2 separate regions of the Homo sapiens genome follow, and region 1 is linked to region 2. The links are chromatin loops, found by intact Hi-C in ENCODE. Cell type or tissue: MCF 10A. All regions are shown on one strand.

Evidence for each region. A loop is a pair of places that touch in the nucleus more often than their neighbours do. Peaks named below come from ENCODE experiments on the same cell type or tissue, not always from the same donor. Only the 100,000 strongest peaks of a DNase experiment are listed, where the experiment ranks them.
Region 1: a loop joins it to region 2, with 11 times the contacts of the local background. A loop is called at or near these places in 4 of 110 quality-filtered maps.

Annotation. Positions count from the first base shown.
Region 1 is chr1:172,283,207-172,291,206 of GRCh38, forward strand. All of the region lies in intron 15 of DNM3 (dynamin 3), which reads left to right. Among named protein-coding and RNA genes, the nearest start is that of C1orf105, 130 kb to the right of the region's middle. In MCF 10A, no CTCF peak of the experiment used is centred here; DNase peaks (open chromatin) are centred at 3,775 and 4,235.
Region 2 is chr1:172,085,740-172,093,739 of GRCh38, forward strand. DNM3 (dynamin 3) reads left to right here. Exons shown (of 21, transcript NM_015569.5): 13 at 7,085-7,136. Among named protein-coding and RNA genes, the nearest start is that of MIR3120, 49 kb to the right of the region's middle. In MCF 10A, a CTCF peak has its summit at 4,672; a DNase peak (open chromatin) is centred at 4,662.

The DNA.
Region 1 (8,000 bases), 200 kb after region 2:
CTGTCATCTTGCAGATATCTTCCCTTGGCCTTTTAGCCTCATCTCTCTTCTCTTTAGTCACTTTGGAGGCTTTCTCCAGCTCCTTCCCACTGTGCCCCACCTCTTTATTTAGTTCCTAGAACTGGACACAGTGGTTGGCAGGACTTGACCAACACAGGGCACAAGACAGCAGTTACCTTATATTCTTTCTTGTGGCTAATTTCTCCATTGCCATTTCCTGAAGCCTTTTCAGTCATTCCTCAAGTATATTCATTCCTATAGAAAACCAAGTCAGGCTGGGCATGGTGGCTCACACCTGTAATCCCATCACTTTGGGAGGCCAAGGTGGGCAGATCATGAGGTCAAGAGATCAAGACCATCCTGGCCAAGATGCTGAAACGCCGTCTCTACTAAAAATGCAAAAATTAGGCAGGCGTGGTGGCAGGCACTTGTAGTCCCAGCTACCCGGGAGGCTGAGGCAGGAAAATCGCTTGAAACCAGGAGGCGGAGGTTGCAGTGAGCTGAGATCATGCCACTGCACTCCAGCCTGGGTGATAGAGTGAGACTCCATCTCAAAAAAAAAAAAAAAAAAAAAAAAGAAAGAAAGAAAGAAAACCAAGTCAATGTTGATTTTATTGAGATGTAAGAGGGTTATATTCTAAATTTAGCAGGGAAGAGGCAGATTTCCCTAGGAAAGTGCTATGTTGTCTCCTTCCTCAGCTAAGTTTTTATAAAAGGTTGCCTTTGGGTTTTCGTTGTGGTTAAAAATGTGCAATTGCTTGTTTTGCAATAGGTTTTGTTCTGTGTTGCTACAATTTTCTCTTTTATATATTGTTTTTGCTTACAATTAAATCCAGGAAAATGTGGAAGAAAAAGAAGTGAAATAATCTCACAGCTGCTACGTTTTCCTGGAAGGCAAAGACACCTCCATTTTAAAGTTAGTTTTAAAACATGAAATCATTGTTCTTTGAAACAGCCATCTGGTCAAAGACCCCTTTGTAGAGTACATTTTTAAACAACAATTTTTAAAAACCACTAGGAGCTTTGTAAATATTTTCTTTATCTGGGTTATGAATTATTTTCAGCCTTTTGAGTAATTGTTAAAATGATGAAACTTACTGGAATAAAACAGATGTCTGTTTTTTGTTTTGTTTTTAGGGGAAAGAGGAAAATGTCATTGGGATATTGAGATTTACTTGGTACCTTGACAGTGAAATCTGAATAAATGGTTGTTAGTGTCCTTCTTAGCAATCCATTTACCATCCTTTTTTTTCTCTCTGTAATGCCAGAATATAAGCTTCATGAGAATAGCAACCTTATCTCTGTTCATCGCTATGTACCCCTAAGGGCCTAGCACAATGCCTGGCACATAGCTTCTCAAGACATGTTTATCAAACAAATAAATCAAGAAATGAATACCATAGGAACATTATACAGAATGACTTTTCATGTAATCAGTTACATAATTCATTTGTCCTTCCATTTTCTTCTACAGAGACACTTGGCATGGAAGTCTCCCTTAATAGAAACTTTCAGGTTGAAGATATGCCTAAAAATTGCTACCGTTTTTACTAGTCCATTACGGTTCTCTTATCCATGATTTTTATGTAAATCAACTCTAAATTGTTTATACTTTTACCACCTCTGAGGACAATAAATCCCACAAATAGAAGGGAGTTATGGTTCAACTCAATGGATGTATAAGTAAGGCATTAAGTGAATACAGAGGGAGAATAATTTATGCAATTATTGCTAAGTGGGCTAGACTCAGAGGAAGGAATATTCCAGTTGAGGCTGTAAGGGTGAGTAGAAATTTACCAGGTGGTGAAGCAGTCAGGGGAATAGAGGCAACAATGCATGAAAAGTCTTAAAGGGATGAAGGGCATGCCATACAGTCCCTCACCTCAGGACCATCACCAGCACTGTCATCATCTGTCTGCTGAAATATCACTCATGCAAAACACAGGCTGCCACTGAAGTGCATGATTTTTTAAAATTGAGAATGATATTTTTTCTTTGAAGAGTCGGTTATATCCATTATTTTAAAAACTGTCAGTTCACCTGAAACAGCCTCCCCAAACGAATCACTCTATAGCCAAGCCTCATGGAGACCAGGTTTTTACCAACTTTTTGCAGCAAGACTACTTATGTGGCCCAGACTTTGGGCCATGAATAATTTTGTGCAAAACTCACCCCATCCCAATCTCACTGAATGTTAGCAGTGGGGTGCTGCAGAGTCTGAATGAAGGTGGCGGTGGTGTTGGTGATTTCCCTGGGTGGGGCCAGGGGACACAGCATCTTGGGCCCAAGCACATCTTAGGCAACCCTATCCGCAAAGGCCCAAACTTCCCAGATGCATCCAAGACATCTTTTTGAAGCCTCAGACAGAGCAGTAGTATGAAGACCTATTTTTCCATGTAATAAAGGCTCATATAAAACTTTTCAAAATCAGTTCAAGGAACTCACTTTGATATGACTTGACATGAATTTAAATAACAACAATAATAATACCAAGAGGTAATAATTTAGAAATAATTTGAAAGCCGAGTTTTGTGGGGAACCATTACATAAAACCATTGGCACCATGATCCTACCACTCTCATTCTTCTGAAATTTTCCTCCACCCTTTTCTGTTTCACAGTATCTTAATGTTGATAAACTAACACAGACAGCCCCAACGCAGTCCCAGGCTCTTAGAGCTCGCATCTAACTCCCTCTGGGTGTTTGTGGGATAACATGAATCTGCAACTGTCCATATGATTTCACGATTGTTGTTTTTTGGCTTCTTGACCTACGTTATGCCTTCTGGGATAAGATGCTGCTTGCCTTGCATTGATAGTTCCTCAAAGATCTTATTTTTTAGAACTTTTAAAGTGAGTTATTTATATATATATATATATACTATTATCATTTAGTCATTAACTCAAATGAAAGATCCCACACAGAGTAATTTTTATACATAGTAAATATGGAAGGAAGAGGCCAAGCTAGCACAGACTGGGCAGCAATTTTTCCTGTCATGTGAAAAGTCATGGCATGGGTGGACCAATGGCCTCTCTCTCTATTTATTCCTCTGATTTCAGAAATGCTGAGTTTCAGCAGGCTATTACCATATATTCTGACCTAATAAATGAGACAGACTGAGAATAATTGTGGTTCTCTCTGCTTTCTTCACCAGTTCCTTTTATTCCATTCCACTCCTTTCATTGCTTTGCGCTAAATGAAATTTGGATTGCAACAACAACTTTTTAAAAATGACATTGTAATATTGGCTAATTTGCCTGGTATTGGTTATGCCCAAGTAGACACATGACCTGTGGCTGTTTGGCTTGTCCCCCTATGGGAAAATAGTTTAATGAAGCTAATACGTTGTACTAAAATAAAATAAATTCACATGGCACCCAGCATCACAGCCACAAGCAACATGGTTATTATTTATTACCCTGAGACACCAGCCCCACATCTCCAACTGCCTACTGGGCATTTTCACTGTGAGGGCCTTCTGTCGCTTCCTCTTTAATCCATCTGGAACCAAAACCATCACCCTCCTTTCAAAGCCATGCCTCACTATTGGAGTTTTAGGGGGCCAATTAATCATACCAGTTACTTCCCCTGTCTAGTTAAAATTGTTGCTGTTGCTGTTTTTAGAAGCAGTACACAAAAAGCAAACAGATAAGGCATGAAACAAATAGATCCAGATCTGTGGCCAAATGTCTTGCTCATACTTCAACTCCCAGTAATCACAACCACAGCTGAGCAACCACAGACCTCTACCAGAGGGCAGAGCTCATCAGAACATCTTGGAATAGGAGAGAAATGCCTGTGTCCTGCAGGCACGTCTTGCTCAATTTCTCCTTTATAGCTCACCAGTCAAATCAGCCAGTCCTCCTCTTTTGAGGGGAAGAAAATGAAGGCTAAGGAAAAGGGGCCAAGAGCTGAAGTCCCTTCAAGAGGCCAGGAGATCAAGTTCCCACTAACTCATCACTCCCGCATTTTCTATTTTTGTTTAGATATTTTCTTTGTTTATATGACATCAAATTATTTTAGCATTTGGGGATGAGAAAAAATAGTTAGATATTAAACATCCTATATTGTGAGAGGTTTCTACCATTTAAATTGTAATCTATTTTCTTTATGACCTTTTTCACCATAAATAAGACCCCCACAGTTATAACCAAAATTCACACTTTCAGCTCATTACTTGTTACTGTGATTAATGCTGACAAGGACCTGGCACCATGGCCATTGGCAGCCAGAGAAGGTCAGGACTAGTGGTGACTCAGCTGACTCTGCAGCTGCACTTACAGTAAATGTGTTTTGCAATGCTCTTATATTTAAAAATATTTTCTACAAATTTTTAATTCTTATTTAATTTTCTATTCATGTTTTATTATCATTTGCTCTTTGCTATATCAAGAGAAGGAAATAACAGATCAAATATCAAATCAACTGAGGTCCAAAAAACTCGTCCCTTTGGCAATGAATCATGGTACTTTGAGACAACAGGCAACGGTCAACCTCCAATTTGAATGGTTGTTGCATTGATCTTTGAGGATGCTATAGAAAGATAAGGAAAAAAGTATTTATAATATATATAAAATATATATATATATACACATGCACACACACACACACACACACACACATATATTTTTTGAGACAAGATCTTGCTCTGTTGCCAGGCTGTGGTACAGTGGCACTATCACAGCTTATTTGCAGCCTCTAACTCCTGGGCTCAAGCCATCCTCCTGCCTCAGCCTCCCAAAGTGATAGGATTACATGAGCCACTGTGTCTGACCAAGGAAAAGTATTTTAAATAAATGAGGGATACTAAGCTAATTCAACCATTGGCGAACACTTTATTCTGTCATGCATTCATTGCAAATTATTACCAAACACCAGCGCTGTGCTTAGGTTCTAAGAGGAACATGTCCCCTATTCTCATGGAATTCACAGTATAGTGAGAGAGGCTGATAACAAACAGTAATTACTTAATCACAACTGCTAATTACAACTACTGTGAGAATTTATAATACAGTGACCTGTCCATTTGGGGATTTCAGGGAATGGTCAAAACTAACACTAGAAGAATGCATAGAAATAGATTAGGTGAAGGGAGAAGGGGAGATTGTTCCAGGCAGAGTGAACAGCATATGCCAAGACCCTGAGGTAGGGAGAAGCTTTGTGTGTTCATGGAACTGATAGCTGGAGCCTGATGGGCAAGAATCAGGGGCCAGATCATTTATGATCCTACAGGCCATGTTAGGGTTGCTTTGTTGGTCTTTAATGCAGCAGGGAACCACTGAAGGGGAGTAATGTGGTTCAGTTTGGCTGCAGAATGGAGAGTAGAGAGGAACAAGTGCAGGAGTTGGGTTTTTGTAATACAGATAAGAGGTGATGACATCCTGGACTAGAAAGATGGAATAGAGGAATAAATGGGAGCTATTAACTGGCTACGTTGACAGAACTGACTGATTGGAAATGAGGTAGGGGAGAAAGAGATGTCGTGAATGACACCTAGGCATCTGGCACAAGCATCTCTTTGGAAGAAGCTGCCATTTACTAGTAGGAGGGAACTTTAGGGGAAGAGAAGATTTGGGAGCACATCCAGATTTCAAAATCTGAGATATCAAGAGAGCAACTGTAGCTCAGAGATGTCTGGCATTTATTAGCGGTCAGTTTATATATAGTACTAAATGCAAGTAGTCTCTTAGTATTTCTCATAGAAAGTTATCTTAGGAAAAAATCCTAGCTGGTAGTAATGCCTGGGTCTTTAAATTTTTCATTAAGTTCCGTTTCCTAATATATATTTTTAGGAGTTTCACATTTCTATTCATGAGTGAGATTGGTTTAAAGCGATATATTGAAAAGTTTGTTCCTTTTAATACTAGCCCCAGGAGAAGCTCAAGGGGGAAAAAAAGATTCAAAGGTGAAGTAAGCTTGGGAAGTCCTGTATAGCCTATTCATTTCTTGGAGATTTAAAATATGTATTAGACTATTATAATTTCTGAGAGGTTCTGAATAAAAGAAGCTTACTCTTAAAATCTAGGGAAAAAGGTATATAAAACTCTCTGAAGCCAGAACTATTGTGGAGAAAATTTTTAAATTTTTTTCCAATTTATCCTGTAGATACTGGTCAGATGGGATTTTATTATTTTGGTGTTATATTTCCTATATGTAACATCCATAATTGATACAAATTTACTATCATAAAAGCATACTTAGAATCTCTTAAGATAATTTAATCTTTTGTCTGTTAACTATATGTCGTCTCATTTCTAATTTTGTTTTCTCATCTTTTATATTACAGAATTCTGTTTTATTGTCTGATTCATTAGAGAAGAAACTCCTAAATGTAACAATAACATATTTGGTTCTCCACATTAATTCTTGACTTTATAAAATATTATATTCTTCTTTGCTTCGTTTTATAATTTTCCAACTTGCTCAATTTAATGCTGACAATCTATTTTTTGTTTCTTTTTAATAATAAAGTGTACCTGATTGTGATTTTGTCTCTGAATAGAGTTTTGGTTGCATGTTCTAAGTTTCAATACTGTGTGTAAGGTTGTTTAGTAAACAGTGTGTAATTATACTTTTGAGTTACTATTTGACAAAAATTTGCATGGAGTTTTAATTTATCTGAAGTGGTTTTGTTGTTCTTTCCTATTTAACTTTTATCATAATTTGTAGTTTTATTGTACTGTTGGGTTTTCTTTAACTGTAGATATGTGAAATCAGCAATATTATCTGTAAGGTAAAAGACAATTTATAGTCCTAATTTATTAAATTTATATTATTGACATCATAGGTTTGATGATTAATTTGTGATAATGTAAGATCTTTGTGTCATTAATTTATTGTCAATAATCTTTGAAGAACTTTGAATGCTGAGAAAATACTGGTGAGACTAGTCAGTCAACAAATATTAATGAGCACCTACTATATAACATAAATGCTAGGAATATATTGGTGAACATTTAAAGCTCCATCAATGGACTTGTGCTGTAGTTAGATGAGGCAGCAGATAGTTAACATACCTAATTTTACATACAGATAATTGTTATGATGAAAACGGAATAATGAAAAGAGTAAGAATGGGTGAAGGGTGGCAGGATTTTAGCTAGAGGGGTTAGGGGAGGCTTCTCTAGGGGATATTAGTGGATTATCAATGTGAATGAGATAGAATATCATTTCCAGCAAAAGGATTGGCGCCTGCAAAATCCCAAGGAAGAAACATGCTTGGCATATTTAAGAAACTGCAAATAAAAAGGCCAATGTGGCTGGAGCAGAATGAGGATGGGAAGAATGAAAATGCACATTTGAAACAGAGGAGGAAAATGAGGGGGCAAGAAGTCCAGACCTTTTTCCACTCGCCGTGAGAAGTGACTGGAGGATAGTAAACAGGGTGGTGATAAAATATACAATCTCTGTGGCTTCTTTGTGGCGAGTGGAGCAAGAAAACCATCAAGAAGATGTTATAAGTTGTGATAATCATCCCAATGAGAGAAGATAGTGACTTGGATATGGGAATCTGTAGGTCAGGGGAGAGATCTGAACTAAGCCACCTTTAAATGATATGAAAGGCCACCATACTGGGAAGATTACCACTGGAGAAATTGAGAGTGAAGTAGGCCATGAGAGAACCCTGGGACACCCCCAGAATTTAAAGGCCTTTAAGAGGAAGACGAGACAAAAAGAGATTAAGAAGCTGTAGTCAGTGAGGTAGCAGTGTGGGAGTCAGGCGGGTGTGATATCACAGAAGCCTGGAGGAGAAGGTGTTTGAGGACAGAGGGGGAGTGGTCAACAAATGCTACAGTAAAGCCAAGTAATGTGAAAACAGGGAATTGACAATTTGTTTGGGCAAGATGTAGATCACATGACCGTGAAAAGCGCTGTATCTATAGAGTAGCAGGATTACAGCCCTCACTTGGGTGGACTGAGGAAAGAATAAAGAGGGAGAGAATGGAAAAATAATTCAAGATAACTCAAGGAGTTTTGCTATAAAGGCAAATAGAAAT
Region 2 (8,000 bases):
CCGTTTTACTGAAGGCAGTGCATTTCAACCTTGCCACTAAATTCCAGAGCAATCTTAGTCTTTCCCTTTACATTCTTAGTTTATTTTTCCCTAATGCATAATTATATTCTATTGTAATAATGTTTCTAGTTCCTAATCTTACATGAGAATGTTCTCTCTCTTGTGGAATCAAAACTTAGGTATTGGAGTATAAAAAGATCCTTTTTTTGACTTATATGCAAATTTAGGAATTAAATGCTTGGTTGCTTACTGAGATTGTTGTCAAGTAGAAATACAGGATTGAGCAACTTGAAAGGATACCATTCACATATCCTGTTCAAATAAGTTATAAATTCCAATGTTCCAAGCACCATTTTAAAAATAAGTAGACTTCCAGTTTTCTCTTTCATCCTCAAATATGTTATTTTAAACTTCATCTTCATCCTTAACATGAATCTTAGGAGGTAAGTGATTCTTCTTTTGCAGACTCCCAAGTTCTGTAAGATTTTCTTGCATAATAGCCTGAGCCTTCATTAAAGATCCTGGAGGAGAAACGGACATTGTTTCTTCTCCCTTTGGCTTCAGTCTGATTGGACGGAGCCTGGACTATCACAGTGTAACCTGTGATAAGTTACACTCTTGGGACTCTTGTGAAGTGTTCATAATCTTTCTTGGATAATATAAAAGAACAGTCTAAAATTGCTTTACTCTGTAGCACCATTGCACAATAGAACTTTCTGAGATGATGGAACTATTGTATAATCTGTGCTGTTCAATACAGAAGCCACTAGCTGTATGTGGCTATTGAGCAGTTGAAATGTGGGTAGTGCAATGAAGGCAATAAATTTTTAATTTAATTCAATCTAATTAAAGTTTTAATCTGGCTACCAGCTACTGCATTGGACGGCAGAGCCCTACAGTATAGTGACTCCGGCTGATGGCTCTGGGACCTTCACTGTGGGTCCTACTTTATTGACAGCTTAGTGGTGACCTATGGTGGTAGCTACTGAGAGAAAGAGCAAGGAAGCCTCTTAATTGCTACTAAACAAGTCTAAAAGAGCTTCTTTACTCTATAGCACTGTTGCACAATAGAAGTTTCTGAGATGATGGAACTATCGTATAATCTGTGCTGTTCAGTACAGAAGCTACTACCTGTATGTGGCTGTTGAGCAGTTGAAATGTGGGTAGAGGTAGAGGCACACTCTGATATTTGCTATGGAATCTACATCTCAAAGGGACTCTCCATTTCCTTAATGCATCTGAGCCCTCTTTGAGTGGCCTTAGTCTGTGTTCCATTCTCTTTTTCATCTTCCTTTCACTTTTCGGCCCACTGCAATCTAGTTTCTACCACTCCACTCCACTGAGACTGCTTTTGTCCAGGACAAAACAGTTAATCCAATGGACAATTCTGAGCCTTTCATTTGACACCACCGTTAATCACTCCTTCTTGAAGAGATCTGTTCCTTTGCTTCAATAACCTTCCACTCTCTCCTGGTTTTCCTCTTTTCACTCTAGCCACTTCTCAGTCTTTAGGAGCTCTTCATCTTCTGATCATGGCTTAAGAACTATTCTTTAATCAATTTTCCACCCTAGACCCCCTTCTTTCTCACTCACTGCATTATTCCTAATGGATCTTACCCACTCCAATGGTTTTAGTTGCCAACTTTATCTGATGACTCCAAATCTAGATCTTCATTTCAAGACTTTTCACTGGACTATGTACCATATTCAGATGTCTATTGGACATCTCTACTTATATATCCTAGAGAAGCCTCAACCTTCTAGTCCCAAACTAAACTCCTCATCTGCTCTTATAATTTTTAACTTCTATGTTGTTCCCACTTTCTGTGGATGGCACCTCCCAGTCCTATTCTTTGCTCCTTGTTCCCCTCATATCTTTGTCTCCATCCATCTTTACCAAGTTCATGTGATTCTATCTCCATAATATTTTTTGAATTCATCTATTTCTTTCTATCATCATTGCCACTACTAAAGTTAGTCTTCTCTTACTTGAGTTACTACAACAGTCTCTCTGTACCCCTGTCATCCTCTTTCTCATTCCTTCTGAGATTCTCTGTTACTTTCAGAATAAAGTCTAAACTTATTAATGTAATTTCCAAGGCTCTCTATAATCTGTATCTTGTTTACCTCTTCAGCCTATTCTATTGTTACTATTCCTTTCTACTCTACTCCCTAAGTCCATGCTGCAGCCAGTCTGACCACTTTGGGATCCCTAACTGTACCATACTTTTGCTTTAACACATGCCTATGATATGCTTCTTCAAATTATTTAGGTTTCCTAGTACAGATGATCATTGATAGTCTGGTTGTAAATAACCCTGGCATCAAAACAGAATTCCATACGTATTTCTTAAGATACTACCATAAACCCTCTGCTAGGTAATGTCAGTGATGAGAGAGGTAGAAATACCAAGATTGATGCTCTTGACTATCAAGGAGCAGGCATTGTTGGAAACCCAACTTACAATCTTGTTTATAAAATACAGGCACAGACCAAGGCTTTGGGAGTGCATGAAAAGGAGAGATAACTGGAGGTTTCTAAAAAGGCATAATTCAGGCATGATGCTTGATTGGAGTTTTAAGACTGGACAGGACTCCAATAGTCAGAGACAGGGGGTCTGGGCTGACTGCTTCCTGTCTTCTCTGCTTGAGTCAATACTATGCATTTCAGGGAACTAATTTGTACTAAAACATTGCCTTGATCATGTCACTTGCTGGCACAGAAACATGGAATGTTTTCTGCTGCCTTCAGAGTAACAGCCAAATTCTCCATAACTGGCCCCAACGTACAGTTATTATACTAGATGGCTTTTAAGATCACTTACAAACCCCAGTCTATGATTGGATAATTCTACCATAATAGTTTTACTCTCCACAACTTCCCCATATGCCTCATCTTTCTACTTCCTGGCTTTGCTAATACCAGTCTATTCTCTTGGAACGTAGTCATTTGTTTTCCTTTATTAAAGTTTATCTTCTTTTCAAGTTTGCTACAAACAGTTCAGATCATATCATCTGAAATTATATTTCTTGTCCCTGAACATTCAGAGAAATTACAATGGTATAGGATTTATTTGATAAATGGTCACACATCATAGACAAGGATAGGACACTGTGCAAAAAAGTTTTGAGCCAAGAGATAACATTAGGGGTTCTCTGATTGTCTTCTAATGTACTCTTATTTTTATAGAAGTTTAAACTTCTTGTTATATACTTTTAGAATCATTATGTCTCAGCATACACCAATTTGGTTCTACGTTTTAGTGTTCTGGCAAAGCCTTCCACAGTGACTTGTGTGTAGTAGGAATTTATATGACAAACGACAAATGTGCGTGCACACACGCACACACATATGAGAAGATATGGGTAATTATATCCCACATTTAAAACAGAAGCACTTTGTTTTTGCTTTCTATTACATCCTCACATGTTTATTAATATGGATTTTATTTTTTATTTGTTATTTTTGTTTTGTGTATGCATATCATTACTTGTACCAGACAAATTGTAGGCTTTTGATAACAAGAACTATACCTTATTCATATTTTTATATGCTACGGAGTTCGTGCCCTATAGTTTTTGATTTATGTTAAACTAAAACACCATACATAGGTATGTTTTATAATATTTCAGAGTTAATTGGTTAAGTAACTATATCCAAGAACATGTCCAAGGGCTCAAGTTAACTTGCAAGTCCTTACAGGTTTTTTAAGGAACATATTTTTAAATAAATGTTTTGAAATACTCTCAGTTCAATTATTATGCAGAAGAATTATGAGAAAGAATGTATTCTAAGCAGGCAGCTTTTTTTGTTGTTGTTGCTTTTGAAGTAACTTCAAGTAGCTAAATACATCATTAGCAACAGAATGTTTAAGTTTATGGGGCCAATTGCTGCAAAAAGATTCTTTAGGTGGAAAATAGAGGCAACTTAGTGTTTTTTCTAACTCTAATATTTGAGATTGGCTTATAAAGTAAATCTACTTTTCCTTTGGCATATTCTTACAAGTGGTAGATCCTAAATATGCATTATTTCACAGATGGAAACTGTCAATGGACATTGTCTTTATCTAGTGTAGCTTATAAGCTTCTGAGAGTAATTTTGCATCTCAAGGAATATTGGACCTAAAAGGAACCTAAGAAACAACTTGTTTAGTCCTCTAGCCCTCCTCTCTGTCTCTGTTTCTGTCTGTCTCCTTTATGACACACATATACACATTTTATAGCTGAGCGACTGAAGTCCATTTTGATCAAACTTTTCACCTAAGGTAGCAAAGGAGTCATTAACGATCTTTGCGGCTTTTGCTTTACATTCAACTTCTTTTCCCTTAAGTGATTTGAAGGGGACTGATACATAATTTTAGGGTCTACAATAATTTGTTCAAAGGAAGCACCTGTGGGTCTATCACAGGTTTTCACCACTAGTCAGTGTTTCAGTGAAAACATTACTCCTAAAACACAATTATGGTGCTTGGAAGAGATAAACATAACCTATGAAGGTGTCATGATCTCATTATAATAGTAGTTTTCTCATGCATTCCTGGAAGAGCAGGAAGCCTGGAGGGTGCTGGAAAAGTGACATTTAATGTGGAAAAAGAAAGTAAGGAGGAGATCCGAAGCCCTTAGGAGAGTGCTACTCAAGACGCTGTGTGCGCCAGGGCATGAGGGCAGCCAGAGGGCGGTGTGGGCACATTGGATCCTGGTTACCTCTTTCACAGCCTCACCTACAAGACCTGAATAATGTAGATTTAGATTGTTCAGAGAAATGGTTAAAGAGGAAATAATTTCATCGTAATTAAGAGGATTAACCATTTAACAGAAAGCTGGAAAAATAAAAAACAAGGAAGGAAGAAGTTGAAATTAGCAAATTTTAAATTGGAAAAAAATATATACACAAAATATTTTTAGCAACCAAATACAGTATGGCCTTTCACCACCCACCCCCTGCCCACCTTCAGTTGAATGCAGTGTTTTTTCATGAGTTTGAGTGAAGGAAAGCAGCTTAAATGTATCAGAGGAGTTTATTAAAAACTTATTTTGATCAGCTGTTCTAAGTGTGGTGTTGATTTCTAACTTGTTACTGCAGCACAACATCCCATCACTTTAAACAGTTGACTGAGAGCTTTAGTCTCCCTTTTCTCTATTTTAGACCATTTCATTGATCTCCAAAACAGCTTCCATAAACTATTAAACAATCTGTAAGAATACTGAGTATTGCTGATCTTCCCAGAATAACCAAAATGAGTTGTGTTTCTTATATTGATACGTGTTTATTCATGGATCCACCAAAAGAAAGCCTTTGTCCTTTTGAGGGATAGAGTAACCTAGTGATGAAACGTGTGGGCTCTGTTGTTAAGTTGTTGGAGTCCTTTCTGGCTTTTAACCCTCTGTGCTTATGTCTAAAATGAGGGTTATAATGGCATCAACTTCATTGGGCTTTTCATCGAACAGATATTTCATGAAACCAACCATGTGCCATGTCCTTTGCAGGCCCTGGGGATATAGCAGTGAACAAAACAGACGCAAACCCCTGCTCATTAGGAGCTTACAGTCTAATGGAAAAGGGCAGACAAACACAAAAAATAAATACACCGTGTAGTGTATCGGAAGGTGAGAAATGCCAGACAGAAAAATCAAACAGGGTAAAGGGGATGATAGTCTTGGAGGAAGGGAGGGATGCGGTTATAAATAGGGTGGTCAGAGTAGTCCTAACTGAAAAGAAGGATTTGAATGAAGACTTGAAAGAGATGTTGGGAACCATGCAGATGAAAGCGGGAAGTACATCCTAGGGAGCTAGCTTGCCTGAAGGCTCTAAATGGGAGTGTATTGGGTGGGTTTGAAAAAGAGCAGATGCCAGTGTGGCTGGAACTCTTCAGGGAACAAGGTGAAGGGTAGGAGGAGATGAGTCAAAGAGGCAGTAGTGGGGGTTGCTTGAGTAGGGCCTTGTAGACCCTTGTATGGACTTTGGTTTTTACCATTAAATGGAATGGTGTTGATGCAGTACACGGTTTCGAGCAGAAGAGTTAACATAGTCCTTCTGAAAGTATCACTCTGGTGTCTGTTAAGAATAGACTTCAGGGAGACAAGTGTGGAAGCAGAGACCAGAGAATAAATGATTACAGTAATCCAGATGAGGGATGGCAGTGTCTTGGACCAAGGTGGGACCAATGGAAGTGATGAAAAGATGGTTAAATGTTAAATTTATTATAAGAAAGTAGTCGACAGCATTTTCTGATGGTCGGATATGGGTTGTGAGAGAAAGAGGAGACAAAGATTTTGGCCAAGGAACTTGAATGTATGGTATAGAATTGCCATTAGTTAAGAGGAGGAAGGAAGACTGTGGGTGGAACAGATTTTAGGGGGGATTTCAGGAGTTTAGTTTTGAAATATTAAGAATGATATGCCCATTAAATACCCAAGTGATGAGGTTAAGTTGTTAAAAACATCAATAAGTCCAGAGTTGGGACTCATACATATTTGGATCTACATGGCAGATCCAAACCAGAGATGCATTAAAGGAGTTGTCAGAATATATTGGAATTCAAAGCAGTGAGACTGGACAATATCACAAAGAGTTTGTGATGCGGAGCCATGCTACTTGGTACTACCACTTATTAGCTGAGTGATTTTGGGAAAGTCACTTAGCTTCTCTCCTCATCTATGAAACAAGAAGAATAATCGTAACTGCTTCATGGGGTTGCTGTGAGAATAAAAATGATTAATATCGATAAAGCACTTAGAACATGGCATATACTCAATAATCATTAACTTAATTTCCATTACAACTCTCCTCTGTACCTGTGAGACACTGCAAATATGTCAACTCGTATGTTATTAATGTTACAATGCAGCTTTTCTTTAAGTGGTGTTATTATATTTTTGGTTTATATGCTACTAGGAGTTATGTGCTATTAGGAGTCCCATTGAGTTGGTTTTGCTTCCAGAATTAAACTGACCTGGAATTTTGGTATTAGGTCTGTCTCCATTGATTTTTTTTTTAAAGCCTGTATAAATTTTAGTATTTGTTACTTGTTTAGGAAAAAATTATATGTGTCTCTTCAGTGCTGCTTTCCTTTGCTTTTCTCAGTGCTCAGCAGAGGAGCAGTCAGGTTCACAAGAAAACCACAGTTGGAAATCAGGTAGGAATTGCATAAGAGAATCAGTGTATGCATGTCCCAAAGAATTTGAACTAAATCGCTTGATTGACTATTTTTTTAATGCAAATTAATCACGTGCAAATTTTGCTTGAAATGCAGCTTTCATTTTGATTTGTTTTTGCTTTTAAAATTTTTGGAGTGAATTGCATTTCTTTTTGGCTATTTTGTGCAGTTAACCATATTGATTTATTTTAAATAACCTTTCTGCTACTTGCTCTGCATTTCAAATTTGACTCCTCATGTCCTATTTTGCTTGCTTACGTTACCCCTAAGTTTAATTTAACATTGAGTTTGTGAGTCAGTTGAAGGTTAAAATGTGGTGAGTAGTTGCATGAGCTTTCTGGGGTTGCTAACTAGTTCACACATTTGCACAGCTTGGTATCAGTGAAGGGACAGCTCATGAAGAACGCAGTTGTTGGATGTAATCTCTGCCACACTAAATTCTTGTTGGTTAATGAAGATGTTAATTCCTAAGAAGATCTGATCTTTTGAGTTTTTGTGTTTTGGGCTGACCAGCTGTCTCTGACTAATAGCGCTCTGCAGAGATTGTATTAACTCAACAGTTTGCTGTGTCTTTTATGTTTTATGTGATAATGAATATTTGCATTGTTATTTCTTTTCAAGTCAAAACAATGATGGTGTTATAGTTTTTAAAAAACTTTCAGAGGTACAATTATTGAACAAATTGAAACCTCTGCTCTAGATTTTTTTCCCATTGTTTTGAAAGGAGAAGAGGTAATAACAGACTTTATTTTAAAAACTTTTTTTCTGAACTAAAGCATATAATTCTTTGCTATTTCAGGGAACCAATCTTCCGCCTTCAAGGCAAATTGTACGAGCTAAGTT